Linked DNA regions of Mus musculus: region 1 is linked to region 2. Evidence: chromatin loops called from intact Hi-C (ENCODE). Cell type or tissue: left cerebral cortex. All regions are shown on one strand.

Evidence for each region. Hi-C counts contacts between places; a loop is a spot of excess contacts. Peaks named below come from ENCODE experiments on the same cell type or tissue, not always from the same donor. Only the 100,000 strongest peaks of a DNase experiment are listed, where the experiment ranks them.
Region 1: it touches region 2 in a loop (9-fold over the local background); 27 of 42 quality-filtered maps call a loop at or near these places.

Annotation. Positions count from the first base shown.
Region 1 is chr2:132,899,154-132,907,153 of GRCm38, forward strand. It overlaps Fermt1 (fermitin family member 1), which reads right to left. Exons shown (of 15, transcript NM_198029.2): 15 at 5,026-7,688. The coding sequence ends at 7,515. Among named protein-coding and RNA genes, the nearest start is that of Lrrn4, 22 kb to the left of the region's middle. In left cerebral cortex, CTCF peaks have their summits at 4,610 and 7,829 (motif pointing left); DNase peaks (open chromatin) are centred at 4,597, 6,188, 6,467 and 7,809.
Region 2 is chr2:132,512,553-132,520,552 of GRCm38, forward strand. It overlaps 1700026D11Rik (RIKEN cDNA 1700026D11 gene), which reads left to right. Exons shown (of 4, transcript NR_028286.1): 3 at 7,728-7,854. Among named protein-coding and RNA genes, the nearest start is that of 1700026D11Rik, 26 kb to the left of the region's middle. In left cerebral cortex, a CTCF peak has its summit at 4,026 (motif pointing right); DNase peaks (open chromatin) are centred at 307, 1,404, 2,024 and 4,035; H3K27ac peaks cover 2,516 bases.

The DNA.
Region 1 (8,000 bases), 390 kb after region 2:
GTAAAATAACCCTGACTTCTAGCTGAGTCTGTGGCTACTTTGACTAAAGAGCAAATAATTTAAATGTCCTTGAGGAGAGTTAACACCATGTGACACACCTGGAGCCATAGCTGCCTTGTTGGACCAAGGGATGACTTTGGGAGTACAAGCCGTACGCTGTACGTGGTGAGGCAACAAGATGAAAGTATGTGGATTGCTGGCTTGTGTACTGATCTGTAGTCTAGCATTGCCTATATGAGGAGGTTTAGGTGGAAGAAGAGACAATTTCCCCAAGTAGCGACTCAATAGAGAAAAATTTTCCAGTAGCAAAAAAATATATGTATGCTTTAAAAGAAATTGACTTAGTCTAGACACGGGTCACATGTCAGTTACCCAGACAGTCAGGAGGTTAAGGCAGAAAAACCTTGAGTTTAAGACCAGCTGGGGTTGAAGAGCAGGAGAAAAAAAAAAAAAAAAAAAAAGATCAGGGAGGCTGAGATGGGGATGCGGCTCAGTGATGAGTTTGCCTCCACACGCAAAGCCCAGTGCAACAAGGGGCAAAAGTTGATTTGGTTGAATTACAATACCTGAGTTGTACCACAGGTTGAAAATGATTAGTGGTAGGTCTATTAGGCTCCCATATATATTGTGCCATGTGGCACTTTGAAAAAACATTTATTTACTTCTAATTTTTAATTATGCATTTGTAGGTGTCTCTGTATGTGGGTATGCACATGTGAGCTCAGATGCAAGGCACTGGGTTACCCTGGGGCTGGAGTCACACGCACCGGTGAGTTATCCAACGTAGGTGCTGGGAACAGAACTTGGGTCCTCTACAAGAGCAATATGCAATCTTCACCACTGAGCCAGCTGTGTCATGTGGGAGTATTGAAATCGGAATACCTGCCCTCACAGCTGCCTGACACCTTCAGATGCCACAGAGCAGAGACAGGAATCGAGTCTAATGCTGCATTTTATTCAGAGAGCTGAGAAGATAGTGGATTAGCATCTAGAAATCTGCATCATCATTGCAGATTGCCTGTAGGGACTAGGTGAGGACAAAGGCGTCCGCTCACCTCGGAGCTCAGGCTTGCCCCTCTGGTTAGGTGGCTGGCTTGGGTTTTGAGAGTTTTGATGTCTAGCTTTCATTACTGTCCTTGCCTTCTTTCCTTCCTCCTGTGGATGTTTTGACTCAGGGACTTCTCAAAATGATGAGTCCAATAAATTTAGTGTCTGCTGGTATCCACTTTGTACTCTTCCAGGGTCATCTGGACTAGGGATGACTGTTAACTCAAAAGACATGTGCCATTAACAGTGCTAAGCTGCTAGGATCATGGACAACGCAATTCTTCTCTATGATGTGCAGTACGAGAGCATCTTTTTAACACACCGAATACAAATGTGTCACCTTCAGTCTCTCTTCTCCTCTACAAATAGGAGGTAGGGTGTGTATGACTTGCAAAATGACCTTATACCACATGCCTGTTTATTTCCTGCCTCGGTGATTTTGTGTTTGTGACACTCTGTTCTACAGGTTACAAGGAAGGAGCTATTTAGCAACTGTTTTCCAAGCCTTTGCTGGTCATTTGCTCTCCTGATGAGAGCAATGGCTTCCAGAGTCAGCTGCAATGGAAGGAAAAGGTCAGGACAACATCTCACTTGGCTTTCCCAAATGAGGCTTGGTCCCCCAGGGAGAGTCATTGCTCTCTGGTGTGATTTGGCATCAACCACTTGTGAGCAGCAGGGAGGTTTGGGCTGAGTGTTTGCTGCAGATCTCTGGTTGGGGTTTGATAGCCTTATCTTCCCTCTTGAGCCCACTGCTGACCCAGACTTGCAAATGAGTGACCCATTGGAAAAGTACAATGACACTTGGCATCTGAAGAGCTGTTTAGTAGAAAATGTGGCATTTGGAATCTAATATAAAGTAATTGGAGAGGGAAATTCCATGATCTTATGAATTTCACTTAAATATCTTCTGTGAAAAATCAACTCGGGTATTACCTGTTGGTGGTTGGGTCTGAGCTAAGTGTTTTCAGGTGACAAAGAACATGACTGTCCAAGTTAGGGTTATGGTTGCTGTGTTGAGGCACCATGACTGAAAGCAACTTGAGGAGGAAAGGGTTTTAATTGGCTTCTGCTTCCACATCATTGTTCATCACTGAAGGAAGTCAGAATGTGAGCACAAACAGGGCAGGAACCTTGAGGCAGGAGCTAATGCAGAGGCCATAGAGGGGTGCTGTTTAATGGCTTTTCCCTCATGGCTTGCCCAGGCCACTTTCTTGTAGAACCTGGGACCACCATATCAGGGATGGCACCACCTACAACAGTAGATCTTATGGAGGCATTTCTCTGTAAGAGAGAGAGAGAGAGAGAGAGAGAGAGACAGAGACAGAGAGACAGAGACAGAGAGACAGAAAGACAGAGGGATACAGAGAGGGGAGAGAGACAGGCAGACGGACAGACAGACACAGAGACAAAGAACAGAGAAAGGAGAGAGGGAGGTGGAGTTTTGGGAAACCAAACTGTTCTCTACACTTCCCTGCCTCACAAAGGATGCTATCATGAATAATAACTACAATCCAGGATTCCTGGCATAGAAGTCTGAATTCACACTGAAAAGTCAAGGGCAGTGCTGAAGAGTGTACTTGAGTTCAGAAGATCAGGACTCAAAGCCTTGCTTCCTTCGTTCATGACCTTGATGAGCTTCGTGACTTCATGCACAATTACACTGTGTGCTGGGGCTGGATTATCTCAGCGGGGTCACCTGATGTCCACATCTCGTTCCTTCCAAGCCTCTGCCCACTACTGTCACAGTAGCTGTGGCATGCATGAGTCTTTACATCCTAGGACTTGACAAATCAGCATCCCCCCCCCCAACCCCCCCCCTCCCCCCCCCCCCCCCCCCCCCCGCCACAGAGTCTGTAAACATTCCCCAGCACTTCATTTCTAACGTTGTGCCATGAAGCTTATAGTCCATGCCTGACTGAGGAGAGAGCTTGAGGGAGGCACGGAGCACAAGTGACAGTCAGCATCATTCCACGCCTCTCTCAAAACCAATCTCTCTCTGCCACAACCTATGAGCTATATTGTTGAAACTGCCCTTTGGGGAAGGTAGCAGCTGGTTTCACCCACTGCCTCCTAACTTTGCATAGCTGTTTCACCTCCTGGGATCTCTCTTGCCCTGGGGCCTCTGTGCTAATGGAGCAGCCTGTCTTTTTAGCATGAAATGTAAATGGCATAGTCAGAGGAGCTGAAGATTACAAGGTTGGATTGACATTTGCACAGGCCTCCTTCCATATGCCTTACAGAGCCTTGCCGACTCTGGAGTAGCTACACTTGGAGTAGCCAGGCCTCAGGTTGAAACCAATGTGGGTTTAACATATGGCACCTGGCCTTCAACAGCAATGAGGAAATTCACATTTGATGTCTGTATCTTTGGGGGAAAGAGACACTGGTTTTACTTTAAAAAACAAAAAGTAGTAGTGGTTCTCAGAGGTTAGCTTGGCTTTCAGTCCTGGTTCTTTGAGGACAGGCAGAAACTTGAGTGACAGCATAGGGACCTAGCCCCTTCTGTTAGTACTCTAGCCATCTCCAGTTCCCAGAATATCTGACAGTTACAATGCCAGGCTGCCAGGAACAGTGTCCTTGCTCTCTCCTAACAGGCCAGTGGACAATCCAGCTAGGTTTCAAACTAGTTGCCCCACTGCCAGCACCTTGCCTTCCCTGTTACAGGCCCTATGGAGGGTCCCCAAGGCCTTTCAGGAGGATGCATTGCTTGAATCATACCACATAGGCTTTGGGGCCTCCCTTCCCGTAAGTCTTCTGCTCCCCCACAAAGGGCTCTGCCTCACCCTTAGAGCCTGCTTTTTCATGTCATGTGATCACAAATGTTGGGAGCATTCCTGGAGTCTATATCTTTTAATCTGGTGGCATTAAAGATTGGGTTCCTTGTGACTCTGGACTCAGGTCTGGTTTAATTATCAGGATCCTATTCTTTACTTAGCAGGACAGTTTTCCTATGCGAAGAAGTCTGAGAATTTACCATGTACACTTAAGTTCACAATTATATGGATGTGCTTTGAAATCGTGCTTCACGCATGCTGGGCACATACTCTCCCAACCGAGATACATCCTTAGATCAATTAAAATGATTTTTAAATTACTTCAGGAAATAATTACTGCATAGCACCTTGGCTTCTAAGTCTGCAGACGAAAGGACTAGCTTTCAGACAGAAAGACGCCTTGTTTCCTCACTGTTTAGATTCAAAACCCAAATTTAAAACAGCAACAAAAACCTTCTAGTGAGGTATTCTTCGGTCTCCCAGACTTCTTTGGTCTACCTCTATCTTACCCATCTAACTCTGGTGCAGCCAGTTTCCCAAGCGGGCATGTTTCCCATGTGGGCATGTTGACTTGGTGGCTGGGAATGGTAAGCCATTGGGTCACACTGAACCTGGGGACACTGAACCTCACTGAGTGGGAGGTGGCTAGTGCCTCAAGGCTGAGCAGGGCTGGAGAAGGTTGACAAACTTGGCTTCGGATCCTTTTCCACAGGGCTTTTCAGTCCTACAAGCTGAGGGTAGTTTTGGCTCTTCAGTAGAATGAGTAGAAGAGCTCTTTTGCCCCCTATGGGCTGATGTGAGAATTGCATGTTGAGAGATTTCTATAAACCATAGGGATCATTATCCTTGAAATAAAGAGGTGCCCTCAGCATTCAGCTATCAAACGCTGGGAACTTGACTCTTCTTTTCTCTCTTGTTATATGGTTATTTGCTTTCTGGTAGTTTCTCAAGATCTAGAAAGGGGCAAGACAGGCCATGGTGAGGATAGGACAGGGTATCTGATACCCACCAATGAGAGAAGAGCTAAAAGCAAAGATTAAGAAAAGGTCTTAGTTGACATCTTAGAACTCAAGGCCAAGCACACTCTAGTTGCCTGGAGAAGGAGCTGGAATCTTGGTGTGCAGAGACACATGGCAGGCCTGAGTGGGCTCTCCCTACATAGCAGAGAGAATGGTCACCTTTAAACAAGACAGCAGGCAGGATAGGCCACAACTGAACTATATTCAAACACATATAAAAATCAAATTTAAACTCATATAAATAATACAGTGCAGATTTCAGCATCTATGGCAGATAGTAAAGTGAATGGGATGTGTGTGACAAACAAATTACAATTTCAGCAAGGACAAGTCACCTGACCATTTGTATCCAAATGTTAACCCCCTCTTCCTAAAAAAAAAGGACCATACTTTTCTTTAGAACAATGGCATTTAGCCTTTTCCTCTTATACCAATTTATTCCTTTGAGATGTAGCTGTGTAACCACGGGAGAAATGCTACCTAAAACTGCATAACGTTGGGAGCCAACTCCTCCAGGAGTTTTACAGAAATCTCAGCCAACCATACAAAGCAAAGGAGGGGCTGACCTGAAGGCCTGGTCTGGCATTCTAGGGAAGCTGAATTCTCATGGGCAACATGTAATCAAGGTGACATGTAATCAAGGAGGTCATTGTGACCAGGATTTGGAAGATCTGTCCAGGCTATAGCATGCAAATATTTTTCATTTGAAAAATTATGGAGCCTTGGCTGGCCTCAGACTCACAGATGTCTGCTTGCATCTGCCTCCTGAGTTCTGGGATTAAAGGCATGCACACTGTGTGTATACTCCACCCAGCCTAGTGTAGTGCACCCAGGAGTATCCTGCACCCTGTCTAGGCCCTAAACAGCAGAGCCCAGGACAGCAGAGGAAAGGACAGCACCATGGTTCCTGCAGCACTTAACATACTTGACTGTGGAAAAACACCCCACATTAAGTTCTTGATGATGGGAACCAGATCTTCCAAATGCTTAAAGTATTGCCAACCAAAACTGAGCCCCAGGAATTCAGTGGGTATCTGGAAAGGCTAAAAGAAACCTCCAGAAGGTTCTTCTGGCTCATGTCTGTGGTCTCAGGCCAGGACAGTCTTCTGAGAATTGCAGAACTCTCCCTTCCCAGGTGACCTTGTTGGGAAACAAAGCAACAGCTGAGGCTTGAAGGTCTCTGGGCTCCATCCAAAACCCTAAAACATGCCAGGTTCAAGGAAAGCTCTTGCTCTATCTGTGCAGTCTGAGTTCGTGTGGAAGGAGAAGGCTGTGTATCGACAATAGAAAACACCTCCCTTTAGCTCTGAGGCTGCAGTCCACTTACTCAAAACCCACTCATTCCCTCCTACTGAAAAACCAGAACATGACATTCAGGCAGCTGCCAAGGGCTTATGCTTATAGCAGGACAGGGATGATACTGCAAAAAACAGCTCCCAAGAGTCTGTTATTGTCTTGTGATTTACAAAGCTGAAGGTGTTTAGGGAAAAATGGCAAGGATCATAGAGGCAGACTCCACATCCAGAATGCAGCTGAGTGGTAAGAACACTTTTTTATAACCCAGACCGGACATGACTTTAAAAATAGAACTTCAACATGGTGGACTCTGAAACAGATTTGCCTGCCTTCTCTTACTTGGCTTGGTTGGCTGGAACGGAGACCTGAATGGACTTGGAATCCTGCCAGGGTTTGTGTGTGTGTGTGTGTGTGTGTGTGTGTGTGTGTGTGTGTGTGTGTGTGTGTGCAGGTACTCACAGAGTTCAGAAGAAGACATCAGATCCCTTAAAGCTAGGTACTTGGAACTCAGCTGAGGTCCTCCGTAAGAGCAGCAAGCCCTCTTAACTGCTGACCTATATCTTTCCAGCTCTGTGGAAGTTGCTTTTGGTTAACAGAGAACCAGGCCTGTTTTCTTGAGACCCAGCCCAGGACCAAATCGACTGAGTCTTGGATCTTGGCTGAGACTGGGCTCCCACTTATCCCTTCAGCACCTGTGTCTTTAAGAAGGGCTTCAGTGTGTCTGTGGGATTCTCTAGGAGTGGAGCTTCTCATGTCAGCCATACTGTGAGGAACAACGGTTAGACCAGATGGTGAGTGGTCACCTTAACAGATGTGACAGTCACAGTAAACCGATGATGCCGAAGACCCCTGTAACCTGCTCCTTCCCACTCATCTCTTTGACCTCCAAAGAAAAAAGGTGTTAAGACTCCCTCTGCCACTTTGGCAAGATGTAAGCTACGCTCAGTTTTGTAAAGGAAGGACCAGAGTGTGTGGAGCGAGATTTGTACTTGCTATGCATCCCTATTACCCCTCTCTGCTCACTGCTGACTTACCGTGAGGCATACAAGCAGGTCAGCTGCCGGCTAGCACTTACATGTGCCTGCAAAGCCATGTTGCTGGGGAGCCATGATGGGCCTTAGAGCATCCATAGGGTACCAGCCCTCTCTCCCCTCCACCCACTTTATAGGAAAAGAAGCAGGAGCCCAGTCTACTGCTGGCAGCCTGAGGCACAGTAAGGAGAGGGATGTGTTCAGTGCGCTCAGATGAGGCAGGACCTGGGCATCTGATGGTAAGCATACATTGTGTTGCTCTGCAGCTACACACAGGGAAAGCCACAGACCCTACCCATTCAGGAAGGAAGTCCTAGTCCATGTAGGCCAAGTGGGCCTGCTTCACTTCAGTCCTGACCGCCAGTCAGTTTGTGGAAGAGGTCCTCATCGAGCGTTTCGTTTTGGTCCTTGGATCGGGTGGACAAGAAGATGTAGCCACCAATGTACTCATGGACAATCTTGCAATCTGCACTTAGGCAGGTGAATGCGATGGAGACGTTTTGGTCAAACTCGATTGCCACCTGGAAAGTAAGCCAAGGATAAACTTAAACTCTGACGAGGAAGGATGAGAAAGCAGCTGGAGATGGTGCCCAAGGCTGAGAACTATCGAGGGCTCCAACACCAAAAATGGCTCTATGGAAAATGTCTTTGCTCTTTGCGCCCTCTTGTGGTATCAGTTCTAATGCGTGCCTAGCAAATCATTGTGCATTTCCATTGTTTTTTCAGAGGTTAAGAATATCCATTTTCGGACTAATATCCAACATATATAAAGAACTCAAGAAGGTGGACTTCAGAAAATCAAATAACCCCATTAAAAAATGGGGCTCAGAACT
Region 2 (8,000 bases):
TCCTGTTTGCGTCTTTATCTTTTGACACCAGGCTGAGCAGCAGCTGCGCCCTGGGCTTAAAGGCTCATCTTCTCTCCGTGTGTGTGTGGGGGGGGGGGGGGGCGGGGGGGCCCAGTCTTCAGAGTCAGGAAGTCCCTCTCACGTGGTCGAGTTCCAGAGACCAAGCTCCTGTCGCTTTAGATCCTGAGTGTTGTGGAGGGGCTCCACGGAGCAAGAACCTTCCAAGCCCTCACAGCCTGGAGCACCTCTGGGTCCGTTCAGTGGGAGCGTCTCCAGGAGAGCCCCTCCCTCCCGGGACTCACTTGAAGATGAGCAAACAGCACCAAGCCAGTGAAAACTGCTTCCACGGCTCTGAAGGGAGAGGAGAGGGGATTCCTTGTGCATGGCTTACATCCCCCGTGGGCAGCCATTCTAAAGCACTTGCTTAGACGTGGATAACTCACAGGCACTTCAGGGATGGGATGGAGGACATAAACTGGTGGGGTCACTTTGGCCTTTACCAGTGAAGTGGAGGCTGCAATTTCATAGCCAGACATCTTGACATGGGAACCCGAGGGGAAGGGGGAATCGTCCTCAGCGCAGCAAAGCTGAATGGAACCCAGCTGTACGTTAACGGGAGACATAAACGGCAAACTGTGCATTCATGGGGAAAAGAAACGGCAAAGTGTGCGTTAGCAGGAGAGACAAACTATGGTAGGAACAGTGTGAGAGACCAACGCCTTTGTAGCAGTAGAGATGTGCAAACCAAAAACAACTACATGTTTCGATGTAGCAAAGTCCCTGATAAGGGCTGGAGGGCCACACCCCTTAAAAGATGCACAAAATTGCCTGCACCAAGGCAAAACAAACAAACAAACAAAACAAAACAAACAAAAACTATAGGCAACATATGAAGAAGGGAAAGGATGGAGAATGGGAATTCGCCAGATAGGATTGCTGGGGATGGCAGGGGCGGAAAAAGACTGGAAGAAATAGCCGTGGGGTCTGTATGAGGAGGTGTGTACAGCTGGGCTGGGCACTGTCACAGCGCTGTCATAGTGCCCAGCCTAGCCCAGCTGTCCCTTGCATCATTTGCACAATTTATGTGTTCTTTCAGGTACAGAAAACAATGTTTGATACCTCGATTTTAGGTATCATGAGAGCCTGGGCTATAGCTCTTCTCCCTTCCTCCAGATCCCTTCATGCTAAAAACAGATTTAAACAAAACCCCGCTAAGAGCTAAGACAGCGAGAATGAGCCCCGGGGACTGTACAGAGAGAAGCCCAGAAGGAGAAACTATGCCAAGCAAGGCCTGCTGGGAAGCCACCAGAAAAGCCTCCCCTGGAGAGGGACAACATGACCCAGATTGCTGGAAAAAAAAACAAAAACAAAAAAAAAAAACAAAAAATAAAAAAACCCTACAGTCCAACCATCCTGAGATCTGTGTCCTCACAGAACGGAAGGAAGACAGCAGGGTACTTTGGCAAGGAGTTGGTAGAGCCGGCGACATGGCAGGTGTGAGGGGGTGGAGGACAGATCTCTGAGAGAACTTGGTCTTCTGAGAGCCTCTGGTGCAGATGGATGAGGAGGTGTGGCTGCTTCTTCCCCGCCCCCATGCCCTCCCCCTCAGGAGCAGGAGAGGTAAACCATGAGGATTGATGCATGTTGCCACCAGACCAACTTAAAGGGCTGGTTAGGTGACAAGCAGTCTCTGACTCTACAGTCACTGGTCACTCAGGCTGGGTCATGGCCGGCTACCTACCTGTAAACCAGCCAGGGGCTCCTGAGGCCACCTCCTCCACTCGGCCTGCATATATTTGTGGGCAGCAATGTCACTGGGACACAGCCCAGAACGGGGTGGGGGGTGGGGTCAGTCAGGGCACCCTTCACACGGTGGCTTCTATCTGAAATTATTTGGCTGTTCAACCCATGCAGATCTGCATGTGTGACAAGAAATAAAAATACCCAATAGCCGGAGCTGCTTCCCTGGTCTCCTTCTGCAGGAAGCATGAGTTTTTGTGTGCTGTGGGGCTCTGTGCCAGCACAGCCTCACAGCACATGGGGCCCGAGTACAGCTGGTCTTGGAGCTCGGCGACTTGGATACAGGAGTATATAGTCTCCCTCAGTAGCATCTCCACCTTTTGTCACTAACTGAAGCTGTTTGGATCTGAGTGTTCTGTGCTCCCAATTGCTGCTGCCCTAATGTCCTGGCTCAGGGCACGTTTCAAGCGACTCATTTTTCTTTGCCAACATCACCCAAGCCAGTGGCTCTGTTCTCACATCCGTCTCTACTCAGCACATCTACCCTTTGCCCTGCTGCCCTTGTCATCTTCTCCATCTATGAGCATAGCTGAAGGAAGAAACAGTGGCCGTAGAAAGTTCTAGCAAGCTGAGGGGCAACAAATCGCGATGCTAGTGGAAGAGTAAAACGGTAGCGATGTGGAAAGTTTTGGTGGCTTCTTTAAAAAATTAAACATGTGACTCCAGCCAGGGAAGCCTTGTCCACCATCATCAGAGGAGTCGCCTCCAGCAGCAGATGCAAACGGAGACCCACAACCAGACACTATGCAGAGAGCGAGGGACCTTGGGACACCCCGACCTCAGTGTGCTGCCTCCATCAAATCCCTCCCTGCACGGCTCAGGGATCCCTGTGGAAGGGGAGGCAGAAAGAGTGTTAGAGACAGAGGGCTGGAGGACACCAGGAAGACGAAGCCCTCTAAATCAACATGACCAAAGCTCACGTGAACTCACAGAGACCCAGGCGGCATGGCTTGCGCAGGGCCTGCCCGGTTTTGTGCCAGGGCGGAGCTCGTATATTATGGCTTCCGGTTTCGTGCTTTGTGCCATACCCGAGCATGCAAGCAAGCGAGTCTCTGTTCTTGTGCCTCCTCTTGGGCTCTTCCTTCTGTTTGTTTTGTCCAATTAATGTGGTTTTGTTTTTACCTTACTTTATTATGATCCCTTAGAAGTCCGTTTGTTTTCTAATGAGAGACAGAAAGGTAGTGGATTCGAACGGGAAGGGAGGGGGAGGAGCTGGGGGAGTAGAGAGAAGGAAAACCATGATCAAGATATGTGAGAAAAAATATTTCCAGTTTAAAAATTCATTAGAGTGTGAATATAAGGATAAATAAACCAAAAAAATAATGCACAATAATGGTAGGACCCATAACTAGAGTCTTGAGGATTTATGCACAGCACGCATGCGTGTCTCCAGTAGCCCTTCTCACCAGGCCAATGTGGAAAGCACCCAGATGTCCCTCGGGAGACTATTAAGAGCACTTAGAGGGCAGATGCATCACAGGTTCAGCAAAGCCCCTTTCCGTGGGGGAAGAGATGGGACGCTCTGAGGCTGGGAAAATCCTAACTTGAAGTTGACGCCCGCTTCTGCAATAACTCTCTAAACGCGCATTCGACACTTCTGAGCCGGGTGCAAGGATTTAAACGACGAGGGATTGTGGGGTTTTAATTCTTCACTTTATCAGTCACTTTATCTTCACTTTATCAGCTGCTAACTCTCATTGCTTCCTTTGGTTTCTGAAGAATTTGGCCTGCTGTTGGACAGGATTTAATGGCTGGCATACCTCACCACACTGCTGCAGCTACCTGGATGGGTAGACTAAAGATTAGAAGTGTTAGAAGCTCTGCGGGTTTAAATATGCTTGGCCCAGGGAATGGCACTATTAGGAAGTGTGGCCTTGTTGGAGGAAGTGTGTCACTGTGGAAGTGAGCTTTGAGACCCTTCCCCTAGTTGCCTGGGAGCCAGTATTCGGCTAGCGGCCTTCAGATGAAGATGGAGAACTCTCAGCTCCTTCTGCACCATGCCTGTCTGGGCGCTGCTATGCTCCGCCTTGATGATAATGGACTGAACTTCCAAACCTGTAAGCCAGCCCTAATTAAATTTTGTCCTTATGAGAGTTGCCTTCGTCATGGTGTCTGTTCACAGCGGTAAACAGAAGTCTTGCTGGAAATCCGTGCAAAAGCTGAGGTACACTGGTAAACAGATTACAGTGCTGCAGTGACCTGGTGCACATGGTGTCCACTAGGTGGCGCTCACGACTAAAATTTTATCGCTCCCCGCTCTTCTAAAATGGAATAACACCTCTTCACTGGAAATATGTTTTTGCAACTAGTACGATTATTTAGCTACCTATTGAGAATATCCCTTAAAATGGAATCAATGACAATTATGACCAGCAATTCATAAAAAATTCAAAACCAGGCATGGCTGCACATATCTGTAATCTCAGCATTTAGAGGATATGACCAGAGAACTGTAGCAAGGTCCTGGCCAGCTCAACTACATAAGGAGGCAGCCTGGAAAACCACCACCACCACCACCACCACAACAACAACGACAACAAAACCCCACGAAATCTGGCCATGGTGGCACATGGCTGTAGTCTCATTATTTGGGAGGCAGAGAGAGGGGCTCTCTGTGAGTTCCAGGCCAGCCAGAGCAACCTAGCAAGAAGCAATGACCAAGCCCGCTCAGTCAGTCAACAGGTTCTCCAGCTCAGGAGTGAGGATTGAAAAGAAAAAAGTAGACAATTCCAAGACAATTAAAAGGCAAATTTAACTTTCCCAATCCGCTTTTTTGTACCATTTAAATTACCTGCAAGTATTCAGGGCGAGCAGTACAATAAGGAACTAGCAAGGCAGTAAGTGAAGTCCCATGAATAGTCCTGTGACAGTTGTTTAAAAGGGCTTGTCAGAACAACCAAAATACTTGAGCCCACTTCGTTGTCCAAGCCCCAAATCTTGCCTGAAGCCTACTTCTCTATTACAGCCCAGTCAGATTCCTGCCTGAGCTTACGTCCTTGTCATGGCCAGTGTCAGATTCCTGCCAGAGCATTTCCTTGTCCTTGGCCAATGCCAGCACCCCAAAGGGCTCTCCACAAAGCAATTTCAAAACGACAACGGTTGGAGAGAGGGATCCATGATTAAGGACCTAGCTGCTCTTCCAGACCCAGGTTCAATCCCACCACTCACAGGCTGGCTAACAACCATCCGTAACTCCAGTTCCAATGTGGCCTTCTGGCCTCTGAGGGCACCAGGCATGAGTGTGGTTTGTATGCATACATGCAGGCAGGCACTCAGAGAGAGCTCCTCCACACAGAATAGAAGAGAGCAAAAGATGGGCTTGAGCAGGCAGGGAGGGGGCTCTAATGAGAAATGGGTTTTCATGTCAATTGTAGACCCAACTACATGGAAATCCAAAATGCCATGGGTTGGCACCCAGCTCCTCTAACAGCCAGCACGGGAGCCTTGGATGTCCCCAGGGAGTCCTGGGCCTGTGGCCTCAGTTATTGTTCTGTCCTCCTCACTAAGAATTGGCTTCTGTCTGCAGACTGGTAGAAGGCGGATCCGGGTCTACCGACCCCCACCCCCACCCCCAGCCCTCCTGCATTACCACGCCCTGGGCAGCCAGGTCTGCTGTGGTCTGTCACACAGCCCCCAATGACGCAGGAGCCTCAGCCAGACCTCTACAGCAACGGCCTTCAACCTTCCTAATGCTATGACCCTTTGACACAGTTCATGCTGTGGTGACCCCCAAATATTAAATTATTTTCGTTGCAACTATTATGAATCATAATGTACATATCTGATATGCAGGATATCTGTGAAAGGGGGTTTCCCCACCACTCCCAAGGGGGTTGCAGCTCACAGGTCGGGGACCATTGCTCCAGAAGCAGCAGCGTGCTCTCTCCTAGCCCCCACCCTGCAGTCACCCTCCCTCTTACCCCATGCTCCTCAGGCCTGCCTGTTTGCTCATTCTGTTCCGCCTGGGGTTATATTAGAAGATGTCAGGATGGGAGCTGCTTTCAATGCCAGAGAGGAGGTGAACCACGACCCAACACTGAGCCAGAAAGGAGAACAGAGACTGCAACCTTCCCTCCCATCCTGTCCTTCCAGAGTCTGCCCTGCCTGGGCATCCCCTACTTTATTGATTCTTGCTGGGAAGGTCATAAGCTCAAAAGCTCTAAACTCACAGGCACAAAAGGCAGAGTGTGGTGTTCCCCCACCCCCACCCCCATGACCCACTAAGTTTAATTCTGGTTTCTTGCATGAGCATGGGGGCGGGGTGGGATTGTTTACTGGAACAGAGATGACGTGCTTATCAGAGGCTGCAGCACGGAGGAGACACACGTCTCCCCTGCAACCCATTTCTGCTAACAATGCCTTGGGAGTGGGCCGGGCCTCGTGAGTCCCTCTCTCGTCAGGGATGAAGTGTTGATGAGCCCTGTCTTGGACAAACGATAACAGCTTCGGTGACTTCACAGGTGTGTGCAGCCATGTCTTGACTAGGAGACACCGTTTTGTGGCAGCCTCCCCATCCTCCGGCTCTGAAGTCATCTCGACCTTCCCTTCACAGTGTCCCCCTGAGCCTTGGATGCAGGTGATATGGATGCCCCCATTTAAGCGCAGCCCTCGACGGTCACTTATCCTCAGTGTTATCGGGTGTTTCCAGGGTCTTGGCGTCTTACCCAGAGAACTGCAAACCCACAGATCTGCACAGAAGCAAGAAGACTCATTTGAAGCAGTGATCACGAAGATACAGAAGGGTTCCCTGGCAAACTCGACAACGACCGCACGAGTGAGGATACTCAAGGGCCACAATTGTTGCTGGAAGTTGCTTTTATGGGGTTCAAGAGAAGGAGCAGCTGGTGACTAAGGGGTGCAGTTATGGTAGTTCTCAAAGTTGGCTGTATGTCTCTCCCCATGATGCACCTGGTCTTAATCAAATGCGCATCCGATTCTGTATAGGAGTAAGGTTTCCTGAAGATACAGCTTTACCTCAATGCTCATATACCTAAAACTAGCTCAGGCCAGATCGGCCTTCCTGTTCTTCATGGCCGGTGCATTGGGAATATGCTTGAATGGAAACTATGAATCTGATTGTAACTGGGGTGGGGAAGCTCGCACCACTGTTCAAAAATGAGAATCTGTGTCGCTCGGGGCTGAGAGGAAGCCAAGGGGTTCCTAGAAGAACCAGATGCGTTGTCTGAAGAGGAATGTGGGCACTAGTTTATTTTCTGTTGCCCTTGTAAACACTAAAACCAGAAGCAATGTGAAGAAAAATAGGGGCGGGGGGCGGGGTGGTATCTCATCTAACTACACCCAGGTTCCTCACCAAGAGAAGTCAAGGCAGGACCTGCAGGGAGAAGCTGTGGAGGAGAGCTGCTTCCAGGTTGCTCCCCTGTCTTCCTCAGTGTTCTATTGCTGTGGAGAGACACCATTATCACGGCAACTCTTACAAAAGAAAGCATTTCTCTGGTGCTGGCTTCCAGTTTCAGAGGTTTAGTCCATAATCATCATGACAGGGAGCAGGGTGGCACTCTGGCACGCTGGCACGATAGAGGCAGAAATAACGCTAGAGAAGTAGCTGAGAGTTCTACAGCTGGATCTGCAGGCAGCCAGTTACAACAGGTAACAGTTGAGCCACTAGGTCTGGCTCCCCCCCACCCCCCCTGTGACACACTTCCTCCAACAAGGCCACACTTCCTTGGCCTTCTCAAGTATTACTACTCCCCTAAGACTAAGTTATTCGAATATATGAGCCTTAATGGGGGCCGTTCTGATCCAAACCAACACAATCCCTATAGCTTTCTCACCTCTCTTATGCAAGCCAGGACCACATTCCTAAATTGGGCTGAGCCCTCCTATACCAGTCACCAAGAAAATGTCCCACCAGGTATGCCCGTGGGCTAGTCTGACGGAGGCAACTTCTAACTGTTGTTTCTTTTCAGGTGTCTCTAGTTTGTGTGAAGTTGACAAAGACGAGCAACATGGACTATGCCTAGCAGGACACACCTTTAATGCCTGCAGAGGCAGGAGAATATCTATTATTTCGAGGAGGGCCGTCTGGTCTACATAGTGAGTACTAGGCCAGCCAAGGCTACATAGTGAGACCCTGTCTAAAACAAAACAGAAAACAGTGTGTGCACAGTACGTGACGTGATGGTAAAGAAACTCTGCTTCCAAGTTCAAGGGGGGAAAGGTGCGTGACCCCAACCAAGTCA